3 separate regions of the Homo sapiens genome follow, and all the other regions are linked to region 3. The links are chromatin contacts, found by Hi-C or POLR2A ChIA-PET in ENCODE. All regions are on one chromosome and are shown on one strand. The core of a region is the stretch at or near the end of the contact, and the rest is flanking DNA. Distances in the headings are between cores, read along the strand shown. Region 1 holds the start of RFC5 (replication factor C subunit 5). Region 2 overlaps WSB2 (WD repeat and SOCS box containing 2). Region 3 overlaps TAOK3 (TAO kinase 3).

Region 1 (4,038 bases), core at 661-3,160, 340 kb after region 3:
AAAACAGAATCCTTTCATATCCTAATTTAAAAAGGAAGAATAAGAAAGCACTTTAAGTTTGAACAGACCAGTGGTTCCCAACCACAGGTGATTTTGTCTTCCTAGGAACATCTAGTGATATCTAGAAACATACTTAGTTGTCACAGGTGGGCAGAGGGTCCTATGGCACTCAGTGTGTAGTCTCCAGGAATGCTGTTAAACATGCTACAGTGCACAGGACAGCTCCCCTAAACCCACCCAGAGTATCTGGCCCAAAATGTCAATAGTGCTGAGGTTGAAAACTCTGTTCTAACTTCATCTTTCCAGCTGTTTGCCTATAATCTCAACCTGATGGGCACCTACTATTGCAAAGTGCATTTGAAACTGAACTCCTACCCAAATAGACTTCAACAGAAGAATGGATAGGTAAAATCTCTTCTGTCCATACAATGGAATATGATTCAGCCATAACAAGAAATTAACTACTGATACAAGCAGCAACATGCATGAACCTTGAAAACATGATCCTGAGTGAAAGAAACCAGACACAAAAGGCCACATAGTGTAGGATTCCACTTACATGAAATGTCCAGAATAGGCAAATCCATAGATAGAAAGCAGATTAGTGGTTGCCAGGGGCTAGAGGAAGGGGAGAATGGGGAGTAACTGTCAATGGGTAAAGGATTTCCATTTGGGGTGATGAAATTTTGGAACTAGATAGCGGGAAGACTCCACAACAGTACACTGCATTCTGAATGTACTTAATGCCACTGAATTGTACATTTTAAAATGGTTACAGGATGGGCTTGGTAGCTCGCCTCTAAAAGTCCCAGTTCTTCGGAGGCTGAGGCAGGAGAATGGCTTGAACCCCAATGTTTGAGGTTACACTGAGCTGTGATCACACCACTGCGCTCCAGCATGGGCGACAGAGCGAGACCCTGTCTCTAAAAAAAAAAAATACGTAAATACATAAAATAGTTACAACTGTCAATCTTCTGGGTTTTTTTTAACCACAATAAAGACAAATTGAACTAGTTACTAGACAATGACAACTTGCAGCTTTTCGAAGCCAAGCCAAATTGCTTCAAAGTCTTGGAAGCATTGCGAGAACATAGCTGTTTAAGTAGGATGGTTAAGAGTACAAGATCTGAATTCAGACTTCCTAGATTCACCTCCAAGCCAATTTTCTCCCTTGGACCATAGGGAAGTCATTACATCTTTCTAAAATGCAGTTTCCTCCTGTGTAAAATTTGAAGCGGTGCCTACCTCCTACGGTCTTTGTAAGGATCGAACATCTAACAGGGCGTCTGCTAATCTAATAATATGCCATTCAATAAAAGTTGACCAGGGAGCGTTATTACTAGTTTAAAATGTGACCAATAGTCGCATCGCAGGTTTTGAAGAGTGGGAAGAGGGCATTTTGGCATGGAGGCCATTGCAGGCGTCAGGAGACGCGGGATCGAACCCCTGTGCTGTCACCAGGTGCGAAAGCCGCCTTCTTCTTCGGCAAATGGAGCTGGGGGTGAAAGGGTGAGAACTGGCAAAAGCCCTAAACAGAACGGACGAGTCTGGGTAGCTGGGGGGTGTCGGGGGAAACCTCTGCAGGTCGGTCCCGGCTGCAGGCCTGGAGACGACGGGAAGAGGTCGGGTTGGGGTCCGGTCACCTGCCACCCCAGCCACCTCCTCCCCGCGCGGCCGCCTGGCCCCCTCTGCCCACCGCCGCCGCTCGGCCTCCTCCTACCAGGGCAGGTTCCTGATCTTGGTCGCCGCGGGCTGCTCCTGCTGCTTGAGTGCTGAGGTCTCCATGGCGGGGAGACGAAGGTGACCAGATCCGCTGAGATCGTCGCGTCACCCAAGCGCCTGCACAGTGACCAGCCGCGACCTGACCCTGAGACCCTGGCACTTACAGTTCGCGCGCAAAAGCAACTCTCGCGAGACGCGGCCACCAGTTTCCGACTTCCTCCCTCGGTCCCGCCCCCTCGCGTTGCTAGGGCGTCGGTTGCTAGGTTACCGGAGGCGCGGGCCGCCAGCGTCCCTCCAAGCTCCGCCCCTCCAGCCTGCTCTGAACTCTCAGATACCCAGGCGCTTCCAGAGCAGGGCAGCGGGAGAGGCAGGGCCCCCTGCAGCCCCAGTCATCATTACATATTAAGATCTCAAGGCCAAAGCCAATTCCTGCCATCGCCAAGCTTCAAACACTTAAATTCAAAGGAACAAAAGCTGCCGGGGCTCAAAAAAAAAAAAAAAAATCTAAGAAAAAAAACAACACCGAGTAAAACGGCTGGGTCTTGAATATAGATGCCTTTGCGAAAGAAGGCTTGAGATACCTCTCGGCCCCCAAGCTGGGAGGTGAATATTTGGAAATGAAAACAACCCCAAACAAACACAACTGCAACCTACCTATCTCCGGAATCCGTGCCCCTCGCCCAAAAAGTTTAGGGAACCAACCTCCAGAAAACGACTCCAGAGAAAAACAAACAGAAACTTCCAGTTGGGTTAATCTGTGTCGCTGGAAGGTCTAGTTCATGAACACAGAGGACAAGGTCCTTGTGATCTGAGATACTGAGGAGAATCGATATCAACATTTTAGGTTTTTTTCCTGAGGCGAGGAGAATTCTAGATCACTTTTATTTTCTTCTTTTTTGTTGGTCTGTATTTTCTTTTCTTTTTTTTGGTGTCTTGCTCTGTCACCCAGGCTGGAGTGCAGTGGCGCTATCTCGGCTCACTGCAACCTCTGCCTCCCGGGTTCAAGCGATTCTCTGCCTCAACCTCCGGAGAAGCTGGGATTACAGGCGCGCGCCACCACGCCTGGCTAATTTTTGTATTTTTAGTAGAGATGGGATTTTGCCATGTTGGATAGGCTGGTCTCGAATTCCTGACCTCAAGTGATCCACCCGCCTCAGCCTCCCAAAGTGCTGGGATTACAGGCGTGAGCCACTGCGCCTGGCCTGGTCTGTATTTTCCAGCAATGAGCATGCAAAGCATCCATATTGAAGTCTTTTCTTTTTTTTTTTCTTTTAACATGATGAGGAAGACAAAAATCCTGGAGGATTTTTGAGGCTGGCCTGGGGTCAGCAGTGTTCTGATTAGGAGGTAGCAATACTCTTTGCATAGGATTACATCACTGTCACCTGCTTCAGGAACACAGCAGAGGGACAGTGGCAAGTATGTGATGGCAGTTATGGCTTCACCCTAGCCCCTGCCTGGGGACCCCGAAGAAGGGGATCAGCTAGGGCTTGTGATGTGACAGTGCCCCTACTCTGCTTGCTCCCAGGAAACTTTAACACTGGGGGCTTAGATCATTAGCATGCCATTTTTAAACTTTTCTTTCTTTCTTTTAAGATAAAACTGGTTTTATTCATTTTTATCTCCAGGAAGGGAATCATAAATGATTAACAAGTTTTTCTTAAATACTAAGGCTAAAAATCAGCACATGTTTACAATTAATTTGCTGACACATGCTGAGGTGAGATATAGATGCCTCTGAATTAAAGTTATAGAAACACATTAAATATTTGTCATGTATTGCCAAATTCTGGGGTCTTTGAACACTCCTGGGGTTTTGTTCTGTTTCGTTTTTGAGAGAAGGTCTCACTATGTCACCCAGGCTGGAGTGCAGTGGCACAATCACGGCTCACTACACTCTCTAACTCCCCGGCTCAAGTGATCTGCCTGCCTTGGGCCTCTTAAAGTGCTGGGATTATTGGCATGAGCCACTACACCCAGCCCACTTCTGTTTTTTAAAAGGCATAAAATACAAGTGATGGGTATAAAAATAAAGGAAAACAGCTGATACAATTTTAGAAAACAACTGATACAATAACTAAGCAAAATTATGAAAGATTACTAAAGAAATAAATGGTGCTATACCCTCCTCACCAACGATCTAATTGTTGAGACGCAGGCTTCACACTGGGGTAAAATCCTAAAGGGTGGCTGATATGGTTTGGCTCTGTTTCTCCACTCAAATCTCATCTTGAATTGTAATCCCCAGGTGTCCAGGAAGAGAGGTGAGTGGATCATGGGAGCGGTTTCCCCCATGCAGTTCTTGTGATAGTCAGT
Region 2 (4,013 bases), core at 854-3,353, 320 kb after region 3:
ACCTACCAGGCTCAAGTGATTCTTCTGCCTCAACCTCCCAAATAGCTGGGCTTACAGGCGTGCACCACCATGCCTGGCTAATTTTTGTATTTTCAGTAGAGATGGGGTTTTGCCATGTTGACCAAGCTGGTCTTGAACTCCTGGCCTCATGTGATCCACCCACCTCAGCCACCCAAAGTGCTGAGATTACAGGCATGAGCCATCGTGCCTGGCCGCTGACATTTATTTTTAAGTGGAATAAGATAGCACTTGGCTCAGGTCTTCATCAGCACATACGACTACCCTATTGGCAAACAGGACTCAGAAGCAGACTCAGAAGTCTCTGCACATGCGTTTCAGCAGGGGTCTTCCTAAGGCTGATCTGGTTTATTCTCTCTTATAGTGAGCTCCTTGAGCATGCCCATTGTTTTAAATCCTCAAGAATCCAGACCAGTTGCCTTATTTAAACCTACACCACACGTTCTGGAAGAGCTGTAGAAAAGGGATAGAGAATCAGCCCTGGCTGCAGGGCCTGCAGATTTGGTGGTGGTACCTTTCCCTCCCTCCGTTTGAGTCCTAAGCACTTTGCTTCTGCCCTAACCAGGCACTTCTTACTTTCCACAGGTCTTTCTATGGAGCATGAGGTCCTACACGTTAATTCGGAAGCTAGAGGGCCATCAAAGCAGTGTTGTCTCTTGTGACTTCTCCCCCGACTCTGCCCTGCTTGTCACGGCTTCTTACGATACCAATGTGATTATGTGGGACCCCTACACCGGCGAAAGGCTGAGGTCACTCCAGTAAGGACTGAATCCCTGCTATGACTTTTTTGTGGGGGGACTGATGAGGAACCTGCCTGGGATTAGACATGTCTCTTTTAGAATCTGGGACATGGGAGGGGACAAGCTGGATAAAAAGGCACAGTGGGTCTCTTTTGAGACGGAGTCTCGCTCTGTCACCCAGGCTGGAGTGCAGTGGCGCAATCTTGGATCACTGCAACCTCCACCTCCCGGGTTCAAGCGATTCTGCTGCCTGAGCCTCCCGAGTAGCTAGGACTACAAGCGTGCGCCACCAGGCCTGGCTAATTTTTGTATTTTTATTAGAGATGGGGTTTCACCATGTTGGCCAGGCTAGTCTCAAACTCCTGACCTCAGGTGATCCACCGCCTCAGTCTCCCAAACTGCTATTATAGGCATGAGCCACTGCGCCTGGCCTGGTTCATTGCTTCTTAGTGATGCCTTGTCAATTAAGCCCTCTCAAGTAGCTTTGAGTGTCTTCCAGTCTCCTGATTCAGGTGGCTGTGTGTACTTCTTCGGAATCAGCATTATGAAGCCTCAATATGACTCTTTATTTCCATTTACTAATAACTGTAGTAACAAGTTCAGAAAGAGCCTCTTATCGAAACTGTGCTTTCCAAAATGAGTTTCATGTTCTCACAAACTTGGTCTCCTTTTTCCTTTTGTGTCTGTTGTTTTATGAAGCAAATAATAGGCAGTCCTATAATTATCATGTATCTTAGCCTAAAAAAGACTTGCAGTTTCTACTGTGGCATTAAAGTGAGGGCTGACCTACTTTGCATAAGCAAATTAGCACAAGGAAGTGTTAGTAACCCTTCATCCACAGGACACCTGGAGCCTTCTGAGATACCCTTTTTTTTCCCAGTGTGCAAATCCCAAGCTTTTCCACGAGGGGCACACAATGCATCTTGAGCCCTTTTGTAGCCAGGGCAGTTTGGCTTCCTGCCTAGGGTGATGATGGAGGGTGGAGAGCAGCCATCACTCCAGGCCTGCCATCCTGTTTCTTTCCTTCCCAGCCACACCCAGGTTGACCCCGCCATGGATGACAGTGACGTCCACATTAGCTCACTGAGATCTGTGTGCTTCTCTCCAGAAGGCTTGTACCTTGCCACGGTGGCAGATGACAGGTAACGAAGAGAACTCTCTTTACATGGCCTCAGAACAAGTGCTTGCAAGTAATGGCAGCAAGGCCCTCTTGGTCTGGCCCTGGGTCAGCTAATATCCAGATGTTCTCTCTCCCCATCCAGACTCCTCAGGATCTGGGCCCTGGAACTGAAAACTCCCATTGCATTTGCTCCTATGACCAATGGGCTTTGCTGCACATTTTTTCCACATGGTGGAGTCATTGCCACAGGGTATGTATTTGTTAGCTGAACAGATGGGTGGTGCTTTCTGCTGAGTATACCATGGAGCTTTTTAAGGAAAGAAACCATCTAGAATTTTCTTGCCTATGAGGAAAGCTTTAAGGCAATTCAAGATTATATAAAACTCAAATGATCGATTTTGCTAATAACGGTGTCCCATTTTCTCTGAATATTTAACCTAAATGTAATTAAAGATCTGTAAGTCATGCCACCTAATGGGCCAAGTTCACAAGGGAGAATAAAATTGAGATGATGCATAATATATGGGAAACCATTTAGGGCTAAAAGACCACTTTACAGGTAACATCTATAATTCAGTAGGTGGCACTCTTCCCCCTTATACTTTTGAACTAACTGTGGTCAGATTTAGAAAGGGCTGTGCCGAGAGAGAGACAGAGAGAGCGCTTTGGTATCACAGGTGTCTTGAGTTTTTCTAATCCTATCAGCAGCTTTAATTATTCAGCACCACAATTTTACATCCATTTCCACAGTCAGGGTTACATTTCACTCTCCGAAGTCTCCTGCTCTTTGCAGTCAAAACAGAAACATGAGTATTCATCCTCATGAAAACATGAACATCCAAGCTCTGTCTTAGCATCGGTTTCTGTTTCATTTTAGGACAAGAGATGGCCACGTCCAGTTCTGGACAGCTCCTAGGGTCCTGTCCTCACTGAAGCACTTATGCCGGAAAGCCCTTCGAAGTTTCCTAACAACTTACCAAGTCCTAGCACTGCCAATCCCCAAGAAAATGAAAGAGTTCCTCACATACAGGACTTTTTAAGCAACACCACATCTTGTGCTTCTTTGTAGCAGGGTAAATCGTCCTGTCAAAGGGAGTTGCTGGAATAATGGGCCAAACATCTGGTCTTGCATTGAAATAGCATTTCTTTGGGATTGTGAATAGAATGTAGCAAAACCAGATTCCAGTGTACTAGTCATGGATCTTTCTCTCCCTGGCATGTGAAAGTCAGTCTTAGAGGAAGAGATTCCACTTGCACGGCAACAGAGCCTTACGTTAAATTTTCAGTCCAGTTATGAACAGCAAGTGTTGAACTCTTTCTGCTTGTTTTGATTCAAAGTGCAGTTACTGATGTTGTTTTGATTATGCAACTAAGTAGGCCTCCAGAGCCTCTCTAGTGGCAGAGCAGCTCACACTCCCTCCGCTGGGAACGATGGCTTCTGCCTAGTACCTATCCTTGTGTTTCTGATGCAGTGGTAGCATTGGTTCAAGTTCTCTCCTGCTGTGGTCAGAGTTGCTTCGATGTTGGCCAAGTGCTTTTCTTCTTGGGCTCCCTTCTGACCTGCAGGACAGTTTTCCTGGAGCCATTTGGTATGAGGTATTAATTTAGCTTAACTAAATTACAGGGGACTCAGAGGCCGTGCTCCTGACCGATCCAGACACTATTACTGGCTTTTTTTTTTTTTTTTTAACAATGGTGTGCATGTGCAGGAAATGACAAATTTGTATGTCAGATTATACAAGGATGTATTCTTAAACCGCATGACTATTCAGATGGCTACTGAGTTATCAGTGGCCATTTATTAGCATCATATTTATTTGTATTTTCTCAACAGATGTTAAGGTACAACTGTGTTTTTCTCGATTATCTAAAAACCATAGTACTTAAATTGAACAGTTGCAAAGATGTCTTAATTGTGTAAAGAATTGGTGTAGTCATGACTTTAGCTGATACTCTTATGTACGAGATCTGTCTCTGCTGTTTAACTTCATTGGATTAATCAGCTGGTTTCAACTCTACTGCGAAACAAAAATAGCTCCTTAAAAGTACTGTTCTCCTTCAGTGGCATGTAGTTATCTAATCAAGACACCTCATTCAAACAAAACCTGCCTTAGGAAAATTTAATATATTTTAAA
Region 3 (3,939 bases), core at 110-2,609:
TAAATCAATTTAATACATAGAGTTAGCTACTTATGAAAGTATAAAAATAAAACATGTTGGCCATTCGGTTATTAACAATTTATGTGACTACTATAGTCCATAAAATGAATTTAGTTTAAGTAGGAAAACAGATACTTTTTTTTTGACATGTCATCATTTGTATGTTAAAAAGTTAATGCAAAATATGTTATAAATCAGGAAAGCTACCTTAATAATTTCTTTACCAACTTCACTAGTCTCTTGGAATGAGGTTTAAATAAAATGCATAGGCTAACATGTGACTGTCATATCCAAACTCATAATACTGTGCAGGTTAAATGTGTAAATTAAGTCTTATAATTATGCATAGGATGTTTTCATTTAAGAAGCATTGCAGTGGATATTACTAATGGGGGCGCTATTCTTTCTAATGTATGAAAAAGGAAATTTTAAGTGTCAAATAATCTTTAAAATGTGATGTCATATAGCACGTTCTTTTTCCTTAAGATTTATGCATGTTTAAAACTTAAAAGTACAAATTATGTTAATTTCAGCTTTCATTGAGAGGCCTTTTATGATTGTCTGAATGTTATATTAGCAGTCCAGAAATATCCCAGTCATAGCTTGGATGGGGGTGAAGCAGAGGAAGTGGGTGGTGCTTCGTGATGACAGATTATTGCAGATTATATGGCTGCCTGCCAAAATGACACTCGTTGAAGGGAAAAGTAGAAGTTACAAACTCCATCCTATTAATTTGTACATGTTTATTTAACCACTTATAACTGTTTGCTTGTTTTATACATAGATGACAAGTTTTAAACTCCTGAATTACTTAAAACGTGCTTAACCTTCTCTAGTTTATTGTGGCTATATTCCTTATCTCTGATCTGCAAAGATCACACTGACCCTTTTGTGGAAAGCCACGTGTTAGCAGAAAAAAGATGGGGGAAGGATGACAGAATTTAAAACTACAGCTGCTTTGTTTTCCAGTTAAAAATAGTTCTGAGTTAAAAACGTAAGGATGTCCCATCACATGTGGACAATTTATATAAAATATAGCATACTAATACAAATAATCATGTCTTATGAAAAAGTTTATAGTTCTAGATTGTTCTGGTTTAGCTTGAAATTGAGATTCTTACTGTTGCAACATAAAAGGAAGCTTTGTGAAGGAAATATGACATCTCTGCCCAGATGCATAAGGAGGGAATTACAGTGGGGAGTTATTTTTAGAAGTATCTTATGAATACATTTCATGTACTGAGAACATTTTTTAAAGGTTAGTTTCACTGGTAGGAGTTATGCAAGTTGCTCGGGTCACTGGATATTCTATTAAGAAATCATTTTTATGTTACCAACCAACCTAGTTAGTCTTAAACTGGCTGATCTAAGTAGTAGCTTGCTTGTTTATTTAGAGACAGAGTCTCACCCTGTCACCCAGGTTGGTGTGCAGTGGCACAGTCATAGCTCACTGCTGCCTTGAACTCCTGAGCTCAAGTGATCCTCCTGCCTCAGCCTCCCCAGTAGCCGAGACTACAGGCATGTGCCACCATGCCTGGCTAATTTTTTAAAGTTTCTTTTTTTTTGTAAAGAGGGAGTCTTGCTGTGTTGCCTAGGTTGGTCTCAAAATCCTGGCCTCAAGAGATCCTCCTGCCTCTGCCTCCCAAAACTCTGGGATTACAGGTGTGAGCCACTGCACGTGGCCATATCATTTTTTTTTAATGTGACCAAATTGAGGCCGGGCATTGTTGCTGACGCCTGTAATCCCAGCACTTTGGGAGGCCGAAGTTGGAATATCACTTGAGGCCAGGAATTTGAGACCACCCTGGCCAACATGGTGAAGCCCCGTCTCTACTGAAAATACAAAAATTAGCTGGGCGTGGTGGTGTAAGTCTGTAATCCCAGTTACTCGGAAGGCTGAGACATGAGAATCACTTGAACCTGGGAGGCGGAGGTTGCGGTGAGCTGAGATTGTGCCACTGCACTCCAACCTGAGCGACAGAGCCGGACTCCATCTCAAAAAAAAAAAAAAAAAAAAAAGAAAGTGACCAAATTGAGAAGATATTGAGATCCTGTCAATACCATCAAATAGTAATGCAAGTTATCCTACTAAAAGAGGGGAGGGGACAGTTACATTCCCAGTGCATAGTAGTGTCCCATTCTCCTTCAGGAATGGAATGCCATGTTTTCAGTTCAAGGAAAGGTTGGAAGTGAGTCAAGGAAGCTATCATTTGTATCACACAATTCTTAGAATTGATGCCCTTCCCTAATTCTTTTACATGATCAGCAGCATATCCAGGTTTCTGGTATTTCTTACTTTCAGTTTCTGTCACATAGGTTTGGGATTGGCAGGATAGTTTAATGTTTAATAAGAGTGTGGCAGATAAACATGTCTGCCACCTACTAGCTTTGTGACTTTGCACAAATCCCTTAACCTCCCCGAAACCTCAGTTTCTTCTTCTGTAAAATTGATATAATTATAATACCTACTTCACAGGATTGTTGTGAGGATTAAATGAAATAATGTATGAAAAGCATAATTTTGGCCACACACTGTAAAGGAAGAGCTCAGTGTGCAAGAATAGTTATGCTTATTTTTGCCATTTTTGGATATTTCAGTTCTCATTCATAGCTTCACCAGAAAGTGATCATGGAAAGAGATACAACAACACATGGCATTATGTATAGATAATAAAATCAGCGTTATAATAATAGAAGTATTTAGAAAGTACCAGGGAACACAGGGATGAAATCCACCGATCTTATTTATGCCCTTCCTCTTACCACATTGTGTACTACCCATTCCAAGGGGATAGGAAGAAGGAGACAGGGATCGACTGTAGATTTAATAATTATTCATCAAAATGATTATATAATCTGACAAATTTCACTTTAGTAACATTTTTCATTTTGTTTCAATTGAGATCATTTCCTCCCAATTTGATGGAACAGCCCGGGAAACAACATGGTGAAGTGTTGATTTCTTAAAATGTTATTTTCTCAGCAGAGTGTGTTTGTTTTCTTCTGAGTACACCACTCAGATAAAGTTAGGACTGTGTCTTAAGATTTTAGATCAGCTAAAAAAATTTTTTTTGTTTTGGTGACAATAGAACATAGATATTTACATGTATATTTGAATACAATAGTCCCCTCTTATCCTGTCTTGCTTTCTGTGGTTTTAATTACTCATGGTGAACTGTGGTCTAAAAATACTAAAGTGGAAAATTGCAGAAATAAACCATTCATGAGTTTTATTTTATTTATTTATTTTGGGACAGAGTCTCACTTTGCCACCTAGTCTGGAGTGCAGTGGTGCGATCATAGCTCACCACAGCCTCAGCCTCAAACTCCTAGACTCAAGGGACCCTCCTGCCTTGGCCTCCCAGATAGCTAATTAAAAAAAAAAATTGCAGAGACAGGATGTATTAGTCTGTTTTCACGCTGCTAATAAAGACATCTGAGGCTGGGTAATTTATACAGGAAAGAGGTTTAATGGACTCACAGTTCCACATGGCTTGGGAGGCCTCACAATCATGGCAGAAGGCAAGGAGGAGCAAGTCATGTCTTACATGGATGGCAGCAGGCAAAAAAGAGAGCTTGTGCAGAGAAACTCCCCCTGATAAAACCATCAGATCTCATGAGACTGTATCACAAGAACAGCACGGGAAAGACCCACCCCATGATTCACTCACCTCCCACCGAGTTCCTCCCACAATGCTTGGGAATTGTGGGAGCTACAATTCAAGATGAGATTTGGGTGGGGACATAGCCAAATCCGGTCTGGCCTCAAGTGATCCTCTGGCCTTGGCCTCCCAAAGTGCTGGGATTACAGGCATGAGCCACTGTGCCTGGCCCCATTCATGAGTTTTAAATTGCTTACCCTTTTGAGTAGTGTGATGAAATCTCCTGCTGACCTACTCCTTCTAGCCAGGGAAATGAATTATCCCTTTATCCAGCCTA

What was found. Hi-C counts contacts between places; a loop is a spot of excess contacts on that map. ChIA-PET counts read pairs that join two places held with the same protein, here RNA polymerase II (POLR2A). Pooled maps may share reads with other maps.
Region 1: a loop to region 3 is called in a pooled map, with 4 times the contacts of the local background. The contact joins the promoter of RFC5 here to the enhancer-like site in region 3. A Hi-C loop is called at or near these places in 2 of 168 maps with a recorded cell type or tissue (both HL-60/S4) and 6 of 50 pooled maps. POLR2A ChIA-PET finds 5 or more read pairs at or near these places in 3 of 52 experiments (GM12878, K562 and activated T-cell).
Region 2: a pooled map shows a loop between it and region 3 (7-fold over the local background). The contact joins two enhancer-like sites. A Hi-C loop is called at or near these places in 1 of 37 single-sample maps with no recorded cell type and 7 of 50 pooled maps. POLR2A ChIA-PET finds 5 or more read pairs at or near these places in 2 of 52 experiments (AG04450 and activated T-cell).

What each region holds. Positions count from the first base shown.
Region 1 is chr12:118,014,575-118,018,612 of GRCh38, reverse strand. It overlaps RFC5 (replication factor C subunit 5), which reads right to left and starts at 1,910. Exons shown (of 11, transcript NM_007370.7): 1 at 1,721-1,910. The coding sequence starts at 1,785. RefSeq lists a silencer at 1,619-1,668 and an enhancer at 2,033-2,202.
Region 2 is chr12:118,033,101-118,037,113 of GRCh38, reverse strand. It overlaps WSB2 (WD repeat and SOCS box containing 2), which reads left to right. Exons shown (of 9, transcript NM_018639.5): 6 at 604-776; 7 at 1,790-1,900; 8 at 2,021-2,128; 9 at 2,756-4,013. The coding sequence ends at 2,918. It also overlaps a transcript of RFC5 not described here. Among named protein-coding and RNA genes, the nearest start is that of RFC5, 18 kb to the right of the region's middle. RefSeq lists enhancers at 1,382-1,431, 1,442-1,501. Within about 2 kb of position 2,103, at least 4 of the 41 ENCODE cell types and tissues checked have a DNase peak (open chromatin) inside an H3K27ac peak, as active enhancers do.
Region 3 is chr12:118,354,376-118,358,314 of GRCh38, reverse strand. All of the region lies in intron 1 of TAOK3 (TAO kinase 3), which reads left to right. Among named protein-coding and RNA genes, the nearest start is that of TAOK3, 17 kb to the left of the region's middle. Within about 2 kb of position 1,359, at least 3 of the 41 ENCODE cell types and tissues checked have a DNase peak (open chromatin) inside an H3K27ac peak, as active enhancers do.